Linked DNA regions of Homo sapiens: region 1 is linked to region 2. A link is an interaction called in ENCODE POLR2A ChIA-PET data of the cell type or tissue named here. Cell type or tissue: MCF 10A. All regions are shown on one strand. Links, peaks and the distances in the headings refer to the core of each region. The heading gives the core; the rest is flanking DNA. Region 1 has its middle 5.0 kb from the start of VPS18. Region 2 overlaps BAHD1 (bromo adjacent homology domain containing 1).

Region 1 (5,369 bases), core at 157-5,156, 430 kb before region 2:
ACCATTCTCCTGTCTCAGCCTTCCCAGTAGCTGGGATTACAGGTGCGAGCCACTGCGCCCAGCTGGCTTTTCTTATTCTGGCCACTTGGGGGCCCCTAATGATGCAGTGTGGACATTTTGCTTTGATAGAAACTGCAGGAAATAACCCAGTGATTTCTGAGCATGAAGATACAGAGGTGCCTTAGGGAACTCACAGCTAGAGACATACGCACCAGCCTCTAGTCCTCAGAGTCATTGTAGCAGTTACCATGAGACAGGTAACAGGTGACTGCTAAGCCAATGAGAGAGAGGATCTGTGTAAGAAAGCAGTTGAATTTGACCTAAGACTTGAAGAGCATGTAGGACCTCTAAGGGCAAAAAGAGAAGGTATTATGCAGTCCTCAAGAAAACCAAGAGCAGGGCTGAGCACGGTGGCTCACACCTGTAATTCCAGCACTTTGGGAGGCTAAGGTGGGAGGATCACTTGAGTCCAGTAGTTTGAGACCAGCCTAGCCAACGTGGCAAAACCCCATCTCTATTAAAAATACAAAAACTAGCCAGGTGTGGTGGTGCATGCCTGTGGTCCCAGCTACTCGGGAGGCTAAGGCAGGAGAATCGCTTCAACCTGGGAGGCAGAGGTTGCAGTGAACCAAGGTTGTGCCACTACACTACAGCCTGGGTGACAGAGTGAGACTCTGCCTCAAAAAAAGAAAAACAGAAAGGAAAGAAGGAAGGAAAAAGGAAAGGAAAGGAAAAGAAAACAGCAATGGCCTGCAAGCAGTGTGATTTTGGGGTACAACGGTGGAGTGCTAGGGAGTGGAGGGAATGAGGCGGGCTGTGGCCAGGTTGCAAAGTTATTCAATGCGCCATGGGAAGGTTTTGGTTGGGGTTGAGAGAGTATATGATGTGGGTTCTGGAAAAATGGGTGGTGGCTTAGGTGGAGATCCCCTCAGAGCAGATGAGACCCGAGCAGAGGCAAAGGAGAAGCAGTGAGGACCCAAACAGGAGAAAGAACATAGGCTGGGGAGAACTTTCCGAAGAAGGGCCCCCAGGACTTGGTGTCAAGTTAGATTTGAGAAGTGACAGAAGAGTGCAGGATGACTCCTGGGGAGACCTGGCAGATGGTGGCAGTGACATAATGGTCAAGGAGGAGGATCCCGGTGAAGAGGGGTGGGGTCACTTGATTGAGCTCAACCTGGACAGTGGCACATGAGACAACTGCAGGGCACTCCGTGGAGGAGCCCAGACCATGGGCACACTCTTCCAGGACACTCACTAACTCACTCATAAACAGTTGTTAAAAGTTGCATGAATGAGCTCTCTCATGTCTCAGTTTCTATATTTGTAAGGTGAGTATTGTGAGTATAATAGCATATTATGCAAATCACCCAAAGCTGTGCCTCAATACAAAATGCTCTATACAAGTTAACTACCAGTAGTAATTGTTGACTTAGTTAAGACCAAGATTAAAAGGAATGATTTAATTGACTTAATTAAAAATAAATTTTCTGGTTGGGTGCAGTGGCTCACACCTATAATCCCAGCAGTTTGGGAGGCTGAGGCAGGAGGATCACTTGAGTCCAGGAGTTCAAGACCAGCCTGGGCAACATAGTGAGAACTTGTCTCTATTAAAAAAAAAAAAAAAAAGATTTTCTGTTTGAAATAATTTAAAATTTACAGGCCGGGCGCAGTGGCTCATGCCTGTAATCCCAGCACTTTGGGAGGCCGAAGCGGGCGGATCACAAGGTCAGGAGATCGAGACCATGCTGTCTAACATGGTGAAACCCTGTCTCTACTAAAAATACAAAAAAAATTACCTGGGCGTGGTGGTGGGCGCCTGTAGTCCCAGCTACTCGGGAGGCTGAGGCAGGAGAATGGCGTGAACCCGGGAGGCGGAGCTTGCAGTGAGCCAAGATCGTGCTACTGCACTCCAGCCTGGGCGACAGAGTGAGACTCTGTCTCAAAAAAATAAATAAATAAAATAAAAATTTACAGAAAAATTGAGAAGATAGATCAGAGAGTTCCTATATACCTCATGTGCAGTCTCCTTTAGTATGAATATCTTACATTAGTATGGTGCCATTGTTAAAATTAATGAACCAATATTGACATATTATTATTAACTAAAGTTCATACTCTATTCAAATTTCCTTAGTGTTTTTTTTTTCTTTCTTTCTTTTTAGACGGGGTCTCACTCTGTAGCCCAGGCTGTAGTGCACTGGCTCAATCATGGCTCACTGCAGCCTTTTTTTGTTTTGTTTTGTTTTGAGACAGAGTCTCGCTCTGTCACCCAGCCTGGAGTGCAGTAGCTTGATGCGGCTCACTGCAACTTCCACTTCCCAGGTTCAAGCGATTCTCTTGCCTCAGCCTCCTGAGTAGCTGGGATTACAGGCATGCGCCACCATGCCCAAATGATTTTTGTATTTTTAGTAGAGATGGGTTTCACCATGTTGGCCAGGCTGGTCTTGAGCTCCTGACCTCAGGTGATCCACCCGCCTCGGCCTCCCAAAGTGCTGGAATTACAGGTGTGAGCTACCAGGCCCGGCCTGACAGCCTTGACTTCCTGGGCTCAAGCGATCCTCTTGCCTCAGCCCCTCAAGTAGCGTGGACTACAGGTGCACACCACCACGCCCAGCTAATTTTTGTATTTTTTTTTGTAGAGAGATGGTTTTCCCATGTTGCCCAGGCTGGTCTTGAACTTCTAAGCTTAAGCTACCTGCCTGCTTTGGGCTCCCAAAGTGCTGGGATTACAAGTGTGAGCCAGTGTGCCCAGCCCTTAGTTTGAATGCCCTTTTTCTGGAACAGGATCTCATCCAGCATTCCACACTACATTCTCATCATACTATATGAAGGTGCATATCAGCTTGACTTAACACTATTGATCTTACTTTTGATTACCTGGCTGAAGGAGTGTTCTTCAGGATTCTCAAATGTAGTGTTTTTTTTTCACCCCTTTCCTATTTATTTATATCAGTAGAGAATTGTGGACATTTTTTTCTTTTTTCCCTTTTTATTTATTTATTTATTTATTCTTTTTTTGAGACTGAGTCTCACTCTGTTGGCCAGGCTGGAGTGCAGTGGTGCAATCTCAGCTCACAGCAACCCCCACCTCCTGGGTTCAAGCAATTCTCCTGTCTCAGCCTCCCAAGTAGCTGGGAATACAGGCGCGTGCCATCACGCCTGACTAATTTTTGTATTTTTAGTAGAGACGGGGTTTCACCATGTTGGCCAGGCTGGTCTCGAACTCCTGACCTCAAGTGATCCACTCACCTCGGCCTCCCAAAGTACTGGGTTTACAGGCATGAGCCACCGCGCCAGGTCTATTTTTATTTATTTATTTTTAACTTCCAGAACCCACCAATACTACTTTATATTATTACTCAGATTGTTCCTGTTTGGGCCACTAGAGTCTCTCTTTTTTATTTTATTTTATTTATTATTATTATTTTTTGAGACGGAGTCTGGCTCTGTCACCAGGCTGGAGTGCAGTGGCGCAATCTTGGCTCACTGCAACCTCTGCCTCCCTGGTTCAAGTAATTCTCCTGCCTGAGCCTCCTGAGTAGCTGGGACTACAAGGGCGCACCACCACGCCCAGCTAATTTTTGTATTTTTAGTAGAGACGGGTTTCACCATGTTGGCCAGGATGGTCTCGATCTCCTGACCTTGTGATCTGCCCGCCTCGGCCTCCCAAAGTGCTGGGATTATGGGCATCAGCCACTGTGCCCTGCCGGAGGCTTTTTCATTGATGCCTGTGTCCATTTGAAGTACAGCAGTTCCCCCTTATCTGTAGTTTTGCTTTCTGGGCTTTCAGTTGCCTGCAGTCAATAGCAGTCTGAAATAGGTGTGGATAATAGAATAATATATTTTGAGAGAGTGAGAACACATTCACCTAACTTTTATTTATTTATTTATTTTTGAGATGGAGTCTTGATCTGTTGCCCAGGCTAGAGTGCTATGGTGCAATCTCGGCTCACTGCAACCTCCACTTCCTGGGTTCAAGCAATTCTCCTGCCTCTGCCTCCCGAGTAGCTGGGACTACAGGCACCCACCACCATGCCTGGCTAATTTTAGTATTTTTAGTAGAGACGGGGTCTCACCATGTTGGCCAGGCTGGTCTCCAACTCATGACCTCAGGTGATCTGCCCACCTCAGCCTCCCAAAGTGTTGGGATTATAGGTGTGAGCCACCGCACCCAGCCTCACATAACTTGTTTGTTTTTTTTTTTTTTGAGACGGAGTTTCACTCTTGTTGCCCAGGCTGGAGTGCAATGGCGCTATCTCGGCTCACCACAACCTCCGCCTCCCGGGTTCAAGTGATTCTTCTGCCTCAGCCTCCCGAGTAACTGGGATTACAGGCATGTGCCACCATGCCCAGCTAATTTTGTATTTTTAAAAGTAGAGACAGGGTTTCTCCATGTTGGTCAGGCTGGTCTCGAACTCCCGACCTCAGGTGATCTGCCTGCCTTGGCCTCCCAAAGTGCTGGGATTACAGGCATGAGCCACCTCATCTGGCCTACATAGCTTTTATTACAGTCTGTTGTTATAACTGTCCTATATTATTATTGTTGTTAATCTCACAGTGGGCCTAATTTATAAATTAAATTTTATCACAGGTTATGTATAGGGAAAAACAGTCGTCATGTCTCCTTGGACTGCTCTTGACTGGCAGTTTTTAAGTTTTTCAGATATTCCTTGTTTTTGATTACCTTGATAATTTTGAGTACTAGGCAAGTATTTTGTTGAATGCTCTCTGTTGGAATTCATTTAATTTTTTTTCATGTTTAGACTAGGGCTATTTATGGTTTGGGGAGATAAAGAACCATTATCAACACCTCTCTATTATATCGAGGATACACACTATCAACATGATTTATCATCATGACTGATCACCTGACCAAGATAGTGCTTGTCAGGATTCTCCACTACAGAGTTACTCTTTTCCCTCCTTTCCATGCTGTACTGTTTGGAAGGAAGTCACTACACACCTACACACCCTGCACTTAAGGGGTGGGAGTTTTTGCTTCCTTGAGGGTGAAGTATCTGCATAAATCCTTTGGAATTCTGGCATTCTGGCCAGACATGGTGGTGCACACCTGTAGTCCCAGCTACTCGGGAGGCTGAGCCTGAAGAATCGCTAAGCAGAGGTTGCAGTGAGCTGAGATTGTGCCACTGCACTCCAGCCTATGTGACAGAGTGAGCCTGCTGTCTCAAAAAAAAAAAAAAAAAAAAAAAAGACTTACTAAGAAAGAAAACCTAGCAGTCCTTTGCCCCATCCCCAGTTAAATTCCATCTGTTTTCATTGCTCAGAGCCCCAGTCACGCTGATCTAAGGATGTTTCCAAAATGCACCACACCCATTTGGACATTAGAGTGTCTGGTGTTGAGGATTTGC
Region 2 (5,369 bases), core at 234-5,233:
GGGGCAGGTGAGGGCGCAGCCCCAAAGGGCTCTCCAGAGCCTTGCTCAGGGGCTGATGAGATGGCTGGACGGATGGCCCACAAGGAGTTGCAGATGGCCATGGTTCATCAGGGCAGCCTTGCCAGCCAGGTGGGCCTGCAGCCTCCCCAGAGCTGGCCCCCTGCCAAGCCTTGGGATAGTTCTTGCCATTGACCTTGGGCCACTTTGGCCTCGGGGCCTTGGGTGCTGGGGGCTCAGTGGAGCGCCCATCTACTTCTGCATGGGCACGAGGCAGCCGCAGGGGTAGCTCCCGCTCCTGGCTCAGTTTTAGGAAAGCAGCTGCGTTCAGGCTAGCCAGTCTCTTGGGAGCTGGGTCTCCATCTCGGCGGGGACCTTCATCGGGTGCTGGCTCTGGAGACAGGTCCCGACTTCCTCCTCCAAGGTCCCCCAGCCGGGGCCGCTTCTTGGAGGAGGACCAGCCCCCAGTAGCACGATCACGGTCACGGCTGCGGTGGGGATCCCCTGCTCGACTGCGGCGGGTGCCTGCCAGGCTGCTGGTGTCCTCTCGCTCCAGCAGCAGGTTATTGAGAGCTTCAGCATTGAGGGAGGCCAGGCGCCGCTTGCGGGGCTGGGCAAGGCCAGGGTCTTCACTGGATGGGGCCGGGCTGGGGGGCTTGGGCAGGTCAGGCGGTAGCTCATCAGCCTCATCTGCACTCCGGGGACCGGCCACATTCTCCAGGCGAGTCAGCAGCACTTTGCAGGCCTTGGGCTTCTCAGGAACCAATGGGCGCTTACGAAGTGGGTAATTCTTGCGGCGCCCTGTGAGGTGACCTGGGCTCTCGGGCATGCCTGGCTCCACACCCTCAACCCCCTGCTCCATGTTGCTGTCTTCCATCTGCAGGGGCTCTCGGCGGCCAGTGAGGCCCGAACTCAGCATGGGAAGGGACTTTCTCCGAGTGTGTGTCATGGAGTACTTCCAACCTGCAGGACAGAAGGTGGGCAATGAGAGAAGCCCTCTCTGGCCTGCTCCTGCCTGCTTTCTCTCCCACTGCAGCCTACCCAGCCCCAGGTGCAGTGATCCTGGCCTACAACTACCCTGTCTCCAGTATGGATTTTCCTGGGACTCCCTTTCCAGAGTGTGAAGGGGCAGTGGAATCAAGCTACCAGCAGCTGTGCAAGGACTGGTTCCTCCTCTTTCCTTTTAGCCTAGGGTATCTCTGAACTAAGCCCCTGAAGAGCCTAGGGAGCAAGGCAGACCCCAGGGACAGGGGATAGGAGGAGCTGGTGGCAAAGCTCTTTGTTCTCTCCCCCTGTCCTTCTCTCACTAGATATTCATCACAGGATAGGAAGAGGCTCTGAAGACAGAGCCTCCCAAGATGGGGGACTGGGTGGTAGAAGTCCATTTATTCTTTCTTCTTTTTTTCTTTTTTTGAGAGACGGAGTCTCGCTGGAGTGCATTGGTGAGATCTTGGCTCACTGCAAGCTCCGCCTCCCAGGTTCACGCCATTCTCCTGCCTCAGCCTCTCGGGTAGCTGGGACTACAGGTGCCCGCCACCACGCCCCGCTAAATTTTCTTTTGTATTTTTAGTAGAGAGGGGGTTTCACCGTGTTAGCCAGGGTGGTCTCGATCTCCTGACCTCGTGATCTGCCCGCCTCGGCCTCCCACAGTGCTGGGATTACAGGCGTGAGCCACTGCCCCCGGCCAGGAGTCCATCTATTCTTCCAAAAGTATAACCAAGGCATTAACAATCCCCTCCCCAAACGCAGGGCTTCTGAGGTTGGCCACAGGAGGACAAGAAGACAGACAGTGAAGAGCTGAGATGGGGACCCTGCCTGCTGGGCCATGAAGGCAAAGTTCAGTCTCTGAGGACTCCTCCCCTGGCATATAAAGCAAGACTGCCACAACCTGGGTCTAGCTGGAAAAGCTCTATCAAGGGTGAAGGCCTGGCTTTGAGGGGCCCATGGTGGAGAGGTCTCAGCTTTGAGGGGCCCATGGTGGAGAGGTCTCAGCTTTGAGGGGCCCATGGTGGAGAAGTCTCATTTGAACTTTGGTTCAAATTCCAGGCAAGAGCAGCCCAAAGGGTGCCAGTACCCAGGGCAAGGGTAACAGTAAGGCCAGGATCAGCATATTCCTGGGGGTAGAGAAAACCCAGGGACGGTGCGTAGACCTGCCATACAGCTTTAAACCCCTGAAGGCCACAAACAGTTGGGAAAAGAAAGTATCAAAGAGAAGCACTAACACAGGAGACAAATGAGCTGCCTTGTTAGTCGTGCTCGGTTCTCCCTCTTTGTAGGCAGGGGCAGGATGCAAGGAGGTGGGGGAAGCCCAGAGCCCCTGACAGAAAATGCATATGACCAGGCATCATCCCCTAACTTTGCTTGGCAAAACACTCCAACATACACCTGCGGCAGCCTGGGCCCCAGTTCTGAGTGAGAGGCCAGAGCTGGCTGTGCACTGGAAGCTGGCATGGCCAAGACAATGAAGAACTGCAGAGGGCGGTGGTCAGAGACTACGGAGCTGTTCACTTCCTACCATTCAACCCAAAGCACAGGGGCTGGCAAGTAAGGTGCCAGACAAGTTCTGTCCCTCACCAGGTACTCCTGCAACCCATCCCCACCCAGCGGGCCCAGGTTTTTCAGCTTAATTTCCCCACTGCTATTGCTGTTCACACTCATTCTACAGAGGAACTGAGAGCAGTCCCTGCTGTGCCAGGATTTAACCCTGAAAGTCTCAAGCCTGAGGGCTCCCAGGGATTCCTGAATCTTTCCCTGTTAGCTCCCATGGCCTTGGGCCAGTGGGTGGGGTCACTGGACACCTCCTCTCCAGAGATATGCTGCATTAATTGAGAAAGAGTGCTCAGAAAACCAGGCTGAGGGTGGTGTGGGCAACCTTCACCCCTGAGAAAGGACACGGAAAACTGGAAAGGAGAGGCAGCGTGCCAGGCTTTGCTCTGGCCACGTGCGGGGACTTGCCACTGCTCAGAGACCAGGCCCCGGGCAAGACAGAGTCACAGAAGGCAAACCCATTCATTCCTGAAGCACAGGTGGAGAGCTCCTAAAAAATCCCAGGCATCTGCTAGGCTCCGTAAGTCTCTTTCCTGCTTCTAATCAGGGTGACCACCCGTCCCTGTCTGCTCAGCAGGCTTATTGGCAATGCCGGGCGTGGTGGCTCATGCCCATAATCCCCACACTTTGAGAGGCCCAGGCGGATGGATCATGATGTCAGGAGATCAAGACCATCCTGGCTAATACAGTGAAACCCTGTCTCTAATAAAAATACAAAAAAAAAAATTTAGCCAGGCGTGCTGGCATGAGCCCGTAGTCCCAGCTACTTGGGAGGCTGAAGCAGGAGAATCACTTGAACCCAGGAGGTGGAGGTTGCAGTGAGCCAAGATCGTGCCACTGCACTCCAGCCTGGGCAACAGAGTGAGACTCCATCTCAAAACAACAACAACAACAACAACATCATCCCATTTCTTATAACCCACAGGCCCTTCTCTCATATCCAGGCACCCCTGTGCTGGAGGTGGAGGAGCATGCAACGAGAAGCAGCAGAAGCACATCAGTATCTCCTAGGGAGCCCAGGTCCAGCCCTCCCCAACTCCCAAATGGCCTGGAGATGATGGATAAGTGAACAGACCATGCATTTGAGCACGGGCCAAAGCCCCTCAACAGGCCCCAAGTTACCAGAGGGGCTAGGCCTGGGAACGGCTGGGAGCCAAGGTGGAGATCACCTGGGCTTGTCGTCTTTGAGGATAAGGACACAGTACAGAGTAAGGAGAAGGCGGCTGGGAAAGACAGCACAGGGAGGTGCTGTCAGGCCTGGCTACTGGAAGCGTTCTTAGCAGGGGGATGATTGGCCACCCCTGACCTCCAGCTGGCTGGGAGACTGGCTGCATGGGCAGATGGTCCTCAGATCTTTGGATAGTTGTCCCCACTCAGTCTTCCCCTCTCAACACACAGAAGTCCCAAGCAGAGAGAGGTGGGAAGGGAGTCAGTGCCTTGACTACACAGCTTCCACTTTCAGGAGTCTGAGCCCAGAACCTTTGAGAATCTGTTCCCTGTGGACTAATCTTGCTCTTTAACCTCTCATTCAGCTTTCCAGTCCCTCAGGGACACCCACTACTCCCCTGGGGGGTAGGGTGCTGACGATCCCAGGAAGCGTCTGAATCACAGGGTGCGAGTCACATTTCCAAATCCAGCAGAACAGCCTCCTGCTAGACTCCCTAAAATCTGCCAAATCCCCTGTCACTCGCTAAAAACACCCAAGGCCATCAAAAGCACGTCGCAAAATAGCTCCTAGCTTTCCTGTGGTGCAAAGTCCAGCCACTCGGCATCTTAAGGAGAGGCTGGGGTCTCTGCTGCCTGCCTCTCGCTGCACTCCATTCTGGGGAGAGCATGTGTGAGTCATGCTTTGAAGTCAGATGAAGAAACAAGAAGCTCGGCTGCAACTTTTTCCCTGGGGTGGGGCTGGGTGGAGGGGCTACAAGCCTGCCAGGGCCCCTCCAAACCACAAGGGATGGCCCAGCTACAGGGCTGGTTGGGGAGAGGGGATCCCAGCAAAGTGGTAGGCTTGGTTCCCCTCTCCCAGCCCCACCAATCCTCCTGCTGCCCCTCCCAATTACGCACTATCCACCCAGAAACTTTCAACCACTGCTAGGGCACAAGGTGCGCTGGGTTCTCTCAGCACTATCCCCTCCTCTCTGGGAAGCTCTGTCCTCCCAGACACGGGTGGTCCATGCCCTCTTGGGAAGGTCTCTAGGAGGGATTCCCAGGACACTTTCCTGACACTAAAAGATGTCAAGAAAGCTCTCACTGGAGAAAACCAGTCTGATTGTCTCCAGCTCTGACACAGCTGCCAGGAAGGATAGTGGCTGGCTGGTGGACATCCAGGCCAAAGACCCAGAGAACCACAGGTTGAATCCCAAATCCTCAGAAGTGTACTCTAAAGACAGTAAACAGGCCACCTTCACCTCAGGGGCATCAGGATCTCAAAATCGAGGGGGAGGTCAGGCCCAGCTAAACTGTCATAGTAGGGTCTGAGTGTAGTCATCTCCACAGAAGCAGAAAGGGACAGACAGATGCCCTGCTCTGGCCCTCAAGCTGCAGCAGCACCATACAGCAACCCCACCAGCACAAGCAGAGCACAACCAAGGTGCTTCATGCCGGGCTGAAGGTTCAAGGGAGAGTCAGAGGCCCAGGGGAGCACGGGGTGCTGGCACTGCTCTGGGGAAACAAGGGTGAGGGCCTGGAAGGGCAGGTCACAGCCCAGATCACTCCCACAAGCAGAGGCTGCCTGGGGCAGGAAGTGGCCCTCAGTTGTGGTTGCTGCTCTCCCCTTACCCACCCAGCTCTGGGTTGCACCCCGCACACCATCCTGAGGGTTTCAG

Evidence for each region. ChIA-PET counts read pairs that join two places held together with the same protein. Peaks named below come from ENCODE experiments on the same cell type or tissue, not always from the same donor. Only the 100,000 strongest peaks of a DNase experiment are listed, where the experiment ranks them.
Region 1: POLR2A ChIA-PET joins it to region 2 with 5 read pairs; 2 of 35 experiments call an interaction of 5 or more read pairs at or near these places.

The regions. Positions count from the first base shown.
Region 1 is chr15:40,886,751-40,892,119 of GRCh38, reverse strand. No RefSeq gene overlaps it. Among named protein-coding and RNA genes, the nearest start is that of VPS18, 5.0 kb to the left of the region's middle. RefSeq lists silencers at 76-125, 1,394-1,443. In MCF 10A, for the core only: no CTCF peak of the experiment used is centred there; no DNase peak of the experiment used is centred there.
Region 2 is chr15:40,454,042-40,459,410 of GRCh38, reverse strand. It overlaps BAHD1 (bromo adjacent homology domain containing 1), which reads right to left. Exons shown (of 7, transcript NM_014952.5): 2 at 1-960. The coding sequence starts at 946. Among named protein-coding and RNA genes, the nearest start is that of CHST14, 14 kb to the left of the region's middle. In MCF 10A, for the core only: no CTCF peak of the experiment used is centred there; DNase peaks (open chromatin) are centred at 2,860, 4,120 and 4,370.